Linked DNA regions of Homo sapiens: region 2 is linked to region 1. The links are chromatin contacts, found by Hi-C or POLR2A ChIA-PET in ENCODE. All regions are on one chromosome and are shown on one strand. The core of a region is the stretch at or near the end of the contact, and the rest is flanking DNA. Distances in the headings are between cores, read along the strand shown.

Evidence for each region. Hi-C counts contacts between places; a loop is a spot of excess contacts on that map. ChIA-PET counts read pairs that join two places held with the same protein, here RNA polymerase II (POLR2A). Pooled maps may share reads with other maps.
Region 2: a map with no recorded cell type shows a loop between it and region 1 (16-fold over the local background). The contact joins the promoter of UMAD1 here to the promoter of ZDHHC4 in region 1. A Hi-C loop is called at or near these places in 1 of 37 single-sample maps with no recorded cell type and 7 of 50 pooled maps. POLR2A ChIA-PET finds 5 or more read pairs at or near these places in 1 of 52 experiments (activated CD4-positive, alpha-beta T cell).

What each region holds. Positions count from the first base shown.
Region 1 is chr7:6,574,834-6,581,106 of GRCh38, reverse strand. ZDHHC4 (zDHHC palmitoyltransferase 4) reads right to left here and starts at 3,653. Exons shown (of 8, transcript NM_001134389.2): 1 at 3,609-3,653; 2 at 2,387-2,541; 3 at 429-552. The coding sequence starts at 545. RefSeq lists an enhancer at 2,410-3,025 and a silencer at 3,304-3,633.
Region 2 is chr7:7,637,973-7,644,245 of GRCh38, reverse strand. It overlaps UMAD1 (UBAP1-MVB12-associated (UMA) domain containing 1), which reads right to left and starts at 3,494. Exons shown (of 4, transcript NM_001302348.2): 1 at 3,425-3,494. It overlaps RPA3 (replication protein A3), which reads left to right. Exons shown (of 8, transcript NM_002947.5): 5 at 3,071-3,926; 6 at 5,102-5,176. The coding sequence starts at 3,828. RefSeq lists enhancers at 3,034-3,203, 3,284-3,333, 3,374-3,573, 3,844-3,893, 4,264-4,313 and a silencer at 3,674-3,803.

The DNA of each region.
Region 1 (6,273 bases), core at 2,404-4,903:
CACATCCATGCCCAATCACAGGCATCTAATCCAGAGGAAAACAGCAACCTCTTCTCTCAAAGCACCACCGCAAGAGGACTTTCAGCAGGAACACAAAACCCACACAGACAGAGGCTGTGGAATATCCCACAACTGCCATCAACGAACTAAATCCATCAATGATGTTAAGTGGCATCTTTTTTGTTGTTGTTGAGACAGGGTCTCACTCTGTAGTCCAGGCTGGAGTGCAGTGGCGTGATCATAGCTCATGGCAACTTCAGACTCCTGGCTCAAGGGATCCTCCTGCCTCAGCTTCCTGAGTAGCGGGATTACAGGTGTGAGGCACTGCACCCGGCCTGGCATCTCTTTTTTGTCCTGTAGCAAAACCTGTGAGTCTCTTAGACTAACACAGTATTCAAATTCCAGTGCCATCCAAGGATCATCCTTACCTGTGCTCCTCCCCTGGCCAGGCCTTTCAAGCTATGGGTTTTCGAGCAGACGCAGATAAGAACAAGACCCATCAGCACCGAAGCCAGGTAGAACAAGAAGAGGACCAGAAAGTCCATCCTGCAGCTACAAAGGAACAGAAAGAGTGTGACTATCTGCTACTGAAAGGTTTCTTCCATGGCACACATTCTCAGACATCAACTCCCAAATGGCTACCAAAACAGAATTCATCTAGACTTTAATGACATCTCAAAGCAAAAAGCAGAAAGACAAACAGAACAGAATTCACCAATTCTTAGGCACACATAACAGAGGCCTGCTGCCTCTCAGTGGGGCCTCCAAAATGGTCCTGAGCTCCCTCAATCAAGATAAAAATTCTGGGCCAGGTGCAGTGGCTCATGCCTGTAATCCCAGCACTCTGGGAAGCAGAGGTGGGTGGATCGCTTGAGCTCAGGAGTTCGAGACCAGCCTGGGCAACATAGTGAGGCCCTGTCTCAATTTAATAAAATAAAAAATAAAAAAAGAAAGATAAACTTTTTTTTTTTGAGACAGAGTTTCACTCTTGTTACCCAGGTTGCAGTGCGGTGGCGTGATCTTGGCTCACTGCAACCTCCGCCTCCCAGGTTCAAGCAATTCTCCTGCCTCAGCCTCCTGAGTAGCTGGGATTATAGGCACGCACCCCATGCCTGGCTAATTTTTGTATTTTTAGTAGAGATGAGGTTTCACCATGTTGGCCAGGCTGGTCTCGAACTCTTGAACTCAGGTGATCCACCTGCCTCGGCCTCCCAAAGTGCTGGGAGTACAGGCGTGAGCCACTGCACCTGCCCAAGATAAAAACTTTGAATCTAACACCCTAAGACTGTGGCCTGCCTTTGAAGCATCTCCAACTTGCAAATCCAAAATAAACCAAGAAAGAACATGCATCCTCCTTCCTTGCCCCCAGGCATGAATCATTCTTTTACTTCCTTAAATATTCACAAAGATACAAGATGTGTCCCCAAAGAATCTGCTGACAATGCCTTGAGAACAAGCATCTCCTAGAGGCAGTCAGGAGCCCTGCACCCAGAATCAGGCATCCTGTCCTAAGAAGCATCCCTCCAGGACACTGGCCACAACCATCAGGAATTACCCTCTGGAACCAGAGTCAACACACAGGCCTGCGTTAAAATACTGGATACTGAGGCCGAGCGTGGTGGCTCATGCCTGTAATCCCAACACTTTGGCATGTCGAGGCAGGCGGATCACGAGGTCAGGAGTTCGAGACCAGTCTGGCCAACATGGTGTAATCCCCATCTATACTAAAAACACAAAAATTAACCGGGCGTGGTGGCACATGCCTGTAATCCCAGCGACTCAGGGGGTGGAGGCAGGAGAATCTCTTGAACCCAGGAAGCGGAGGTTGCAGTGAGCCGAGATCGCGCCACTGCACTCCAGCCTGGGCAACAGAGCGAGACTCCGTTTCAAAAAAAAAAAAAGAAAAGACACTGGATACTGGAACTCTTTTCCATAGTGTAGCGGTTTAAGAAAAAAAAAGAAGAAAAAAAAGGTACTGGAATTGGCCGGCCGTAGTGGCTCGTGCCTGTACTCCCAGCACTTTGGAAGGCTGAGGTGGGAGGATCACTTGAACCCAGGAGTTCAAGACCAGCCTGGGCAACAAAGCGAGACCCCCATCTCTACAAAAAATACAAAAATTAGCCAAGTGTGGTTGCGCATGCCTGTGGAGGCTGAGGCGGGAGGATTGCTTGAGCACAGGAGTTCAAGCCTGGGCGACAGCATGAGACCCTGTCTCAAAAACAAACCAAAAAAGATACCGGAACTGGTCACTTTTGACCTTAGCAGATAAGATTCTGGGCTGTAATGCCAAGTGAGATAACCAAACAAGAAGCTATTCATGACATGATAGGTGAGAGTAAACAAACAGCAGCAATTCTCACGGGGTGATTCAGGGTACCCAGCCTACATTTCTCTTGGTTGGGTAATTTTCAGCCGGCAGCTCTGGCATTCCTCTTCCCAACATTCACAGATAATTCAAACAGCAGCTCCTCTTGGGCAGCAGTGTGTGCCTGGCATGACCAGTAGCTGCCGGACATGGTTCTTCCAGGAGCCTGGATCTGGCTGCAGAGACAGATCAATTCAACACCCACATAAGACGACAAGAGTTGCAGTCAAAGGCAGAATACCTGTGGAAAAGGATTTGGAAGTAGGGGATTTTCAGCACCCCCAGCATGAATGGGTAAGACTTTGGGAGAAATGGCCCAGACTAAGTTGCTTAGGCCTGCTCCCAAATCTTTGGGAGGCCCAGGCAGGAGGATAGCTTGAGGTTAAGAGTTCGAGACCAGCCTGGGCAACACAGTGAGATCACTGTCCCTACATAAAAATTTAAAAATCAGTGGGGCGTGGTGGCCCGCGCCTGTGGTCCCAGCTACTTGGGAGGCTGAGGTGGAAGGATGGCTTGAGCCCAGGAGGTCGAGGCTGCAGTGAGCTGTGATCGTGCCACTGCCTTCCAGCCTGGGCCATAGAGCTGGACCCCATCTCTAAAAACAATAAAAGAGGCCGGGCGCGGTGGCTCACGCCTATAATCCCAGCACTTTGGGAGGCCGAGGCGGGTAGAACACCTGAGGTCAGGAGTTCGAGACCAGCCTGACCAACATGGTGAAATCCGTCTCTACTAAATACAAAAAAAATTAGCTGGGCGTGATGGCGCATGCCTGTAATCCAAGCTACTGGGGAGGCTGAGGCAGAATTGCTTGAATCCGGGAGGCGGAGGGTGCAGTAAGCCGAGATCGCGCCACTGCACTACAGCCTGGGAAACAAGAGCGAAACCCCGTCTCAAAATACAATAATAATAAAGACTTTGTGAGAAACAGCTAGTTGGGAAGAAATAAGCCAAGTCGGTAGCCTTGGGTCTCTCCCCGCCACTCCCCATTAGGGCCTCCCGAAGCCACCCCCATCCAAGGCACCTCCTGGGCGGGCCTGGTCGGAGATTTCCCTGGGGGCTGGAGCCCTGGTAGGGGGACGTGGAGTGCAGCAGGCTCGGAGGGGACACCGGGGCCGCCCCGGACTCGGGCGAGGTGGGGGTGGGACGGCGGCCCTACACACAAGGGGAAAGGGAGGGTCAGAGGAGGAGACTGACGGTCCTGGGACAGCCCAAGCTTCCCACAGCCCCGCGGAGGCGGCCTTACCGCCAGCCGCTGGGCTCCGGCGCCTCCCGGGCGCGATACGAGACTTCCTGCGGGCTCGTGACATCAGCACGGCGCCCCTGAGGGGCTGACTTCCGGCGGAAGTGTGCGAGGGCCGCCGCGGGTTGCGGGGCTGGAGTAACAGTGACCTCCCCGGCGCCCTCGCAGCCAGCCTGGGGACCTCCGTGGCCGGGTGTAACCGCTGGGAAGTGCGATTTTATTTTATTTTATTTTATTTTATTTTATTTTATTTTATTTTATTTTATTTTATTTTATTTATTTTATTTTATTTATTTTATTTTATTTATTTTATTTTATTTATTTTATTTTATTTATTTTATTTTATTTTATTTTATTTTATTTTATTTTATTTTATTTATTTTATTTTATGTATTACCTATTTTCTTATTTACTTATGTATTCGTTCATTCATTCAGAAACAGCCTCGCTCTGTCGCCCAAGCCGGAGTGCAATGGCGCTATCCTAGCACACTACAACCTCCAACTCCTGGGCTCAAGCAATGCCTCCTGCCTCAGCCTCCCAAGTAGCTGGGACCACAGGTGCATGCCACCACACCCGCCTAATTTTTTTTTTTTTTTTTTTTTTTTTGTAGAGACGGGTGTCTCACTATGTTGCCCAAGCTGATCTCGAACTCCCGGGCTCAAGTGATCCTCCCACCTCGGCCTCCCAGAGTGTTGAGATTACAGGCGTGAGTCCCTGCACTGGGCTGGAAGTGGGATTTTAGAGCAGTATTGCCAGGAGACTTACAGGAGGACCGACCTGGGCCTGGTGGGGGCGATCATTCTGGGGCTGTGACAGGGACTAAGCTGCCCTGCGGCCTGCACAGAGACCAGTCATGTCCCTGCTCAGAGCCCAGCAGGGGGATCCAGGTGGCCCAGGGCAGTCACACTTAGGGGGCTCTCAGACTATGTCTGTGTGGTGGACAGAGTTTGCTTTCAGCCACCCACACTGTTGAGATCTAGCAGAACATTTCCAGCATCTTCCGTTGCAGAAGCGGGCAGAAAGCACAATGTGTACCCATCAGTCAGATTCCGCTCCATGTGTGTCCTTGCTCCTGATGACAAGGACATGTTGCTCTGTACAGCCCTAAATATCCTCGGGGCAGTGACAAATACTTGACCACAAACGTTGAGGATAAAAGGGAAGGGTGTTTGATGCTAGGCAGGCTTGGGGTAACAAGAGCTGCTTCCAAACATAGCCCTGAGAAGGCCCTGTGGGGTGTCCTTTGCTCTGACCATCTCTGAATCAGCTGAGGCCAGGGTCTATTCCTGATGCCTCTGAAGACCTGAGCCAGGCCTGTCCTCCTTTGAGGGGAAATGTCTGATCTCCAAACACTGGCCTTAAAGCTCTTCTCTTTTCCTGTCTCTTTGCTACCTACGTCAGCTTCTTGATGCGTTTTCTTTTCCTTTTTATGAAACTCCTTACCAACAGGATGCCTTCTCCTGTGTACATTGTATCCAAGGTCTTCATAAATTTATGGACCCAGAATTGAAAAACCAAGGCTCATACCTATAATTCCAGCACTTCAGGAGGCCGAGGTGGGAGGATCGCTTGAGCCCAGGAGTTTGGGAACAGTCTGGGCAACATATGGAGACCTTGTCTCTACAAAAAATTTAAAAATTAGCCGGGTGTGCTGGCATGCACATGTGGTCCCAGCTACTTAGGAAGCTGAGGTGGGAGGATTGTTTGAGCCCAGGAGGTCAAGGCTGCAGTGCGTTAGGATCACACCACTGCATTCCAGCCTGGACCACAAAACAAGACCCTGGTTCAGAAAAAAAAAAAAAAAAAGATTAATCTCTCAGCACTTGGTCAGTTCCTGAAACCTAGGCATGTTTGATTTTTTGCCTCTTTAAAACATCCAAGCGCAAACCTTGACACCTGCATTTTATAAATAGCATAAGAGAAAACAGACTACTTAAGCTTAAAACCAAAAATTCAAGTGTGATCAAAAGGATTGCCTTGCTTGTGATGCATGGAGCAAAGAATTCCTCTTTGGAGTGTTGCTAAACGCTCCTGTCAGCTCCTGAAACTGGACCTGCAGTATCAGTTTTTTACCTGCTGTGAGATCAGTTGACAGGATCAACCAGCTTTACACCACGATCTCTTGTCCCCAAGGGAATGATGGATGCTATACTTTGGAAATGGGATACAGGACTTCGTAGCTACGCTTGCAAAAGGCATATCACACATGATGCTTGTTTACAATCAGTGATTTATTGACCATGAGGAATTTTGCCATGGAGAAATTAAGAAGAAGGAAAGGAACATAAAAGTATTTTTGAACCATGCATAGTGGCTTATACCGGTAATCCCAACACTTTGGGAGGCTGAGGAGGGCTGATCCCTTGAGACCAGGAGTTTAAGACAAGGCTGAGCAACCTAGTGAGACCTCACCGCTACAAAAAAGTTTTCAATTAGTTAGGTGTGGTGGTGTACACCTGTAGTCTCAGCTACTTGGGGAGGCTGAGGCAGGATGAGGCAGGAAGATTGCTTGAGTCCAGGAATTTGAGACTGCAGTGAACCATGACTGTGCCACTGTATTTCAGCTTGGGCAATAGAGCAAGACCCTGTCTCAAAAAAAAAAAAAAAGAAAAGAAAAGAAAAAAAAAAGGACTGGATCTGTGTTGGCTTACTGTTATATCAGTAG
Region 2 (6,273 bases), core at 2,245-4,744, 1.1 Mb before region 1:
AATCAAGGAAAAAAAGATAAACATAAATAACCAATAAAAATCTGAAAAAATGTTCAAACTTTTCAGTAATCAGGGAGTGCAAATTAGGGTCACGACAAAAAAACACTTCATATCCATCAAATTGGGGGAAAAAACTCCAAGAGTTGCCAAGAATATACAATAACTGTAAACTGTCTTATACTCCAGGTAAGAGAGTAAACTGGTACCACCATTTGGGGAAATCATTTTTTTACTAGTGGCAGAGATCCAAGTTACCCCAAGTTACCGGTGGCCTATCCTCACGGGTCAGTAGCAACTTCAGTCCTTGCCTCCTCAGACGAAAAAATTTGACTGAGGGGCATAAAGCAGAAACAGAGACCCAGGCAAGTTCCAGAGCAGGAATGGAAGTTTACTTTAAAAGGCCTTAAAACAGGAAGAAAGGAAGGTGTGCTTGTTAGAGACCCAAGCGGGAATGTGAAGGTTAAAGAGAGTAGGTCAAGTGTCCGATTTAACCGTTGATCCTTTTTTTTTCGTTTGTTTGTTTTTTTTTTTTTTGAGAGGGAGTCTCGCTCTGTGGCCCAGGTTGGAGTGAAGTGGCGCGATCTCGGCTCACTGCAAGCTCCGCCTCTCGGGTTCACGCCATTCTCCTGCCTCAGCCTCCCGAGTAGCTGGGACTACAGGCCCCCGCCATCGCGCCTGGATACTTTTTTGTATATTTAGTAGAGACAGGGTTTCACCATGTTGACCAGGGTGGTCTTGAACTTCTGATCTGAGGTGATCCACCCGCTTCAGCCTCCCAAAGTGCTGGGATTACAGGCGTGAGCCACCGCGCCCGGCCCTGATCCTAGGACTTTTACAAGCTTGTCTATTTCCCATGATTCTTTCCTTAGGATAGGCTGCCGGCAGGCACAGAGCCCTCCTTAGCCTTGGGAAGTGTTTTTAGGGAGTTACATGCACGCCCATCTGAGGCTTCCTTCCTTTTTCCGGTGGAGTGTACCTGGAAGATCATACTTTACCATTTTTGTCTCTTAATATGCATGCCCAGGAAGCTGTTTCTCCCTCGGGTCTACATTCAATTAACATTTTGATAACAGGTGTGGACCATCAGGAAATGGCCTCTCCCTGGCGCTGCAGAATTATCATTTTTAGAGAAGCAAATTCGGTAATTGCCAAACCATCCCCCAACATTTCTAGTGGGTTGGGGGAGAGCCCACTACTGTCCCACTCATGCCTACCTGTAACAGAAAAAAAAATATGATCTACGTACATTCGTCAACATAGATGAATCTCAAAAACAAACAAAAGAAGTCAGAAGATACATACGTTTCTGTTTATATAAAGGTCAAAGACTGGCAATATTAAACAACATACCATTTAGCAACGCCTGCATGTGTGATAAAACCACCTAGAAAAGCTTAGGAAGCTTAACACAAATTTCAAGATAGTGTTTACTTATGGCTGTAGCAAGGAGGGCTTCATTGGGGAAGTGCAAACTGGTAAAATTTACTGGTAACTGGTAAAGTTCCATTTCTTCAGCTGAATGACAGGCCCCATGGATTCATTTCATTTCTCTCAAAACTATGCAAATCGGCTAGCTATACTTTTTTCTGTACATCATGTATTTTATAATATTTTAAGTGACTCAAAAATACACGAAAAAGCTGTTTTAAATTATCTTCCTGCTCATCTCCCTGTTTTAAAAGAAAGCCTTTGCTTAAAAGTGGTCTTTCTAACTGCAGGTAAACAACGACATTAACATCTGGTACTCACAGGAGTGCTCTTTAAAAAAAAAAAAAATCACTATTACAGGGTACGCACCAAGGCTCACACCTGTAATTCCAGTACTTTGGGAGGGAGACGGGGGAGGGAGGGATCGCCTGAGCCCAGGAGTTTGAGATAAGCCTGGTCAACATGGCGAGGCCCCATCTGAACAAAAAAAAACAAACAACAAAAAAAAAATCTTTATTAGCTGGGTGTGGTGGTATGTGCTTATAGTCCCAGCTACTTGGCAGGCTGAGGTGAGAGGATCGCTTAAGCCTACGAGTTAAAGGCTGCAGTGAGCTATGTGCATGCTACTGCACTCCAGTCTGGGTGACAGAGAGAGATCTTGCCTCAAAAAAAAATGCTATTAAAGACATTGATGTGTGTACTCTCCCCTATATAATGCACATCAACTTGCTTTGCAAAACAATGCTAAAGTACAAAAGACTTAAAGCTGTAATATAAAATAGACTTTACTGACTTGCACCAATACAACCACAACTTTTTTATACACCACTGACACACATTCTACATCTGTTTAATGAAATCCTTTAAAGTACCGTTAGTGAGTAAAACTAAGACAAACCTATTAAGTGCTAAGGAAACACTAAGGGAGACTATCATTTAATTATCGTACATGAGATTCCAATCTTAAATTGCCACGTGAAGTCTCAAATCGGATCTTTTTTGCTTAAGGGAATTTGAACGATGACAATTCTGTAGCTTTGGGCCAATTCACAGACTCAGTTTCCACAACGTTATAATACCCAATTAAAACTTCTGTCCAATTTCCACCGTACCGTTTGAAGGTATTTTTATGTGCACTCATTCTAGAATACTCCTGGCAAGGCCGCCGGCTTCGGGTCACAAGATGAGCCAGGGACAGATTGGAGACTACCCCCAAATCTCCCAGGAATCGGTTATCTTCCAGACCTCCAGATCGCCCTCCAGAGTCTCGCAGTGTGGAGGGCAACGACAGAAAGACTGCTGAGGGGGTTTAAACTGTTGAGTCAAACATATGGCCAAAAGTCAGAGTCAACTGGGACCTTGCAAATCATTCCGCCTAACCCTTCGTTTTGCAGATGGGGAAAACACGCCTCAGAAGGGAGAACCCTAGCTCGGGGAACCCTAGCTCGGGGTCTAACAACGATTTAAGCTTGTCTCCCCTAGTACTGGCCAGTGGTTCTTCCCCGTTACCCATCCTTAAGTGCTTCTATTGGCTGCCAACACGGAGGGGTTAGCGGGGTGAAAGAACCGGCGCCTCCGCAGTGTGGCCAGGTTGGGCTAAAAAACGTCTTAGAAGTAATCGGATCAATCTCTCTTCTTACAGGTGGAGAAAGTGGAGAAAGTAGAGTGACGCAGCTAAGGGAGTAAATCGACCCTCAGCCAACAAGTGGCAAAAGCCTGAAGAAAGTGATCAAGATCACTGATGACCCCGCTGCCCATCTCCAAGGGGGCGGGTATCACAACCCCGACGCCACACCACGTATCATTCCGCAAAACTCCCGCGCCTCCCACGCAGAACTGGCAAGAGGGAAGGCGAGACAGCAGTGAACAGCTGGTACGCAGCACCCACAGCACCGCGGCAGCAGCTAGTGCCGACTCCCGCCTAGCTCTTTTGACTCTGTTCGCGGGAAGAATGGGGAAACAGTAAGGTTGCGGCGCCTCCCGCGAGACGAGGTACCTGAGGCTGGCCCCGCAGTCCCCCGCCGCACCAGCACCGGAGCTTCACACCCCACTTCCGGGGTCAAGTCACCGCCGGGAATCCTGTGATCGCAGAAAGGTAGTCTCAGGTTCCGCCCCTATCCAAGTCCCGCCTCCACTGCCTCTCGCCCTGTATCTGTCAACTTCCGGGACGCCGCGCGTCACTAAGCAGCCAATCTCCACTTCCGGACTCATCCAGCCCCTTCTCCACCCCTTTCAGAGACAGCGCGATTGCGATTTAGGTTTCCGCGCATTTAATTGGCGAAGCTGGAGCGCTAGTCTTCGCTGATTGGTGCCGAGAAATCTGCCCCATAGACACCCGCGGGGCGCACAGTTTCAGTCGTCCGTGGGTTTCCCGCCAGCCGCAGTCTTGGACCATAATCATGGTGGACATGATGGACTTGCCCAGGTCGCGCATCAACGCCGGCATGCTAGCTCAATTCATCGACAAGCCTGTCTGCTTCGTAGGGAGGCTGGAAAAGGTGTGCGGGTTCGCAATCATGGGCTCCCAAGTCCGTAGCTGGAGGGAGGGACCCCGCCTGGATAACGGGGGATGAAAAAGGACGGAAAGCCTCCGATCACTGCGCCCCCGACTCCTTTATTTTGCACAAGGAACTTTTTGGAAATTCTTTAGCCGTTGTAGCCCCATTTTGGCGCTCTTTTATGGCACGGAAACAAAGTGTTTTCAAATGCTGAGTTCTAAATTCCAGTGCCCGTCGCCTCCGTTCTAGCCGTGCTTACGTAAGGGAAATTATAAACACCACTCCCACATCTACCTTCAGATTTCTTAGTTTACTCAGACGTGACGGACGCAGACAAAACTAATCTGCTGGTTTCCTTCTCTTCTGAAATTACTTATTTTTGCAAACCTCGTTTCCTCGTTGTGATCGCTTCTCTGTAAAACATGCCTTGGTTGTCCGCTTTGGGTCCCGTAGTAACGAGTTATTTAACCCCAGTATTAAAGTGAAGTTCCCTCATTCTACAGGCGAGAAACAGGCCCAAAGTCTTGGAATCAGTGACCTGAAAAGCTGAGGAAAAGAAAACTATTATATAAAGACTTATTTAGTAGCTCATTTCATCCACACATCCTCTTCCTTAAATGAGTGTTGCTCTGACTTCCCAAGTAGGGAAACTGAGTAGGAGTGGTAGGTGGTTGACTAAAATGCTCAGAAACTCGGCAAATGGCAAAGCTGGCATTCAAACGCAATCTGACAGCGCTCTTTACAGCTGCTTCCCAGGAGTAGGACCCAGATATTCTAGCAACCAGTTCTCCTTTTACTTCATCATGCCTGTTTTTTAAAACATACCCTCCGTGGGATATGTACTGTCTAAATCATGAGTGCCAGCAGATTTCACTTTTAGGGTGGGCATCCTTTAATTTGTTATCAGAATAGGGTTGCCATATTTAGCAAATACAGAACCTACTTAACACTACAAAAAAAATCCTTGTTTATCTGAAATTCAGAAATTAACTGTGTGTTCCATGAACAGATTTGATAACATAAGATTATAATTTGATCCAATAAGTTGAATAAACTGAATGAATAAACTGTTCAAGAAACAGTTGATTTGTGCTCAACTAAGGATCAATGTACTCATCTTTAGTCAAACTTTGTTGTTGTTTTAGTGAGATTTTAATTATATGTTTCGTTTTTAGATTCATCCCACCGGAAAAATGTTTATTCTTTCAGATGGAGAAGGAAAAAATGGAACCATCGAGTTGATGGAACCCGTATGTTTAAGTGTTAATAAGTCTCTTATATATTATAGTTAATTCTTCATCTTGATTTGGTTTGTTGCCGATGTTTCTAATTTTTGCAATGGATTTAAAAAGGATGAGCTGGTAAAACGTCCCTGGCTGTAAAATTTAATTCTTGTACTATTCTCTCATTATATTTCCTTTTACATTTTTAACCAATGATTTTTTGGGCGTCATGATTTTTGAACATATCCCATAAATGTTGGATAACAATTCTCATTCCTTATGAAAGACCATAAAATCACATAAGAAAAATTTACGTTGCTTTTTTCTTCCTCAAGAGGTTTTTTGTTTCGTTTTTGTTTTTTTGTTTTGAGACAGGGTCTCACTCTGTTACCCCGGGTGGAATGCAGTGGCACCATCATGGCGCACTGCAGCCTTAGCCTCCCAAGATCAAGTTGCTCCCATGTCAGCCTCCCCAGTAGCTGGGACTACAGGCATGCTTAACCATGCCTGGCTAATTTTTGTTTTGTTTTGTTTTGTTTTGTTTTGTTTTGTTTTTTGTAAAGATGGCATCTCCCTATGTTCCTCAGGCTGGTCTTGAACTCTCGGTCTCAAGCAATCCTCCTGCCTCGACCAGCCCCTCAAGAGTTTTCGATTTTATTTTATTTTCTATTTTTGTTCATATATTTCCAGTTTTTACTTATTTATGTTTGCATTTTATGTTTAACATACTTAAAACTTTTTTTGGTATTTTGTGAAGACAAATCCATATGCTGTTTGGTTAATGTATACAGAACACATTGTGAAATACAGATTATAGAAGATTCCTCTCATAGGATATTACTGCTTATAGAAATGCTGGACGTTTTCAATAGTGATTTTGTCTTTAACTTGAATTGTAGCTTTGGACTTGAAGCTACTGCTAAAGGTAGCAGGAATTTTAACATGCTGACAGTTAAGTACTCAAACATTTGTTAACAAGTTACATTTTAACTTTTACACTGGTAATTCTTAAAATTACTTTGTTACTTGAAGTGATAGATTAGTAACCTGTATAACAGTTTTCCAAAATAATTGTCAACTGAAAATGTGATATCACCAAATCGATGTCTTGTTCTGTGTCTTAG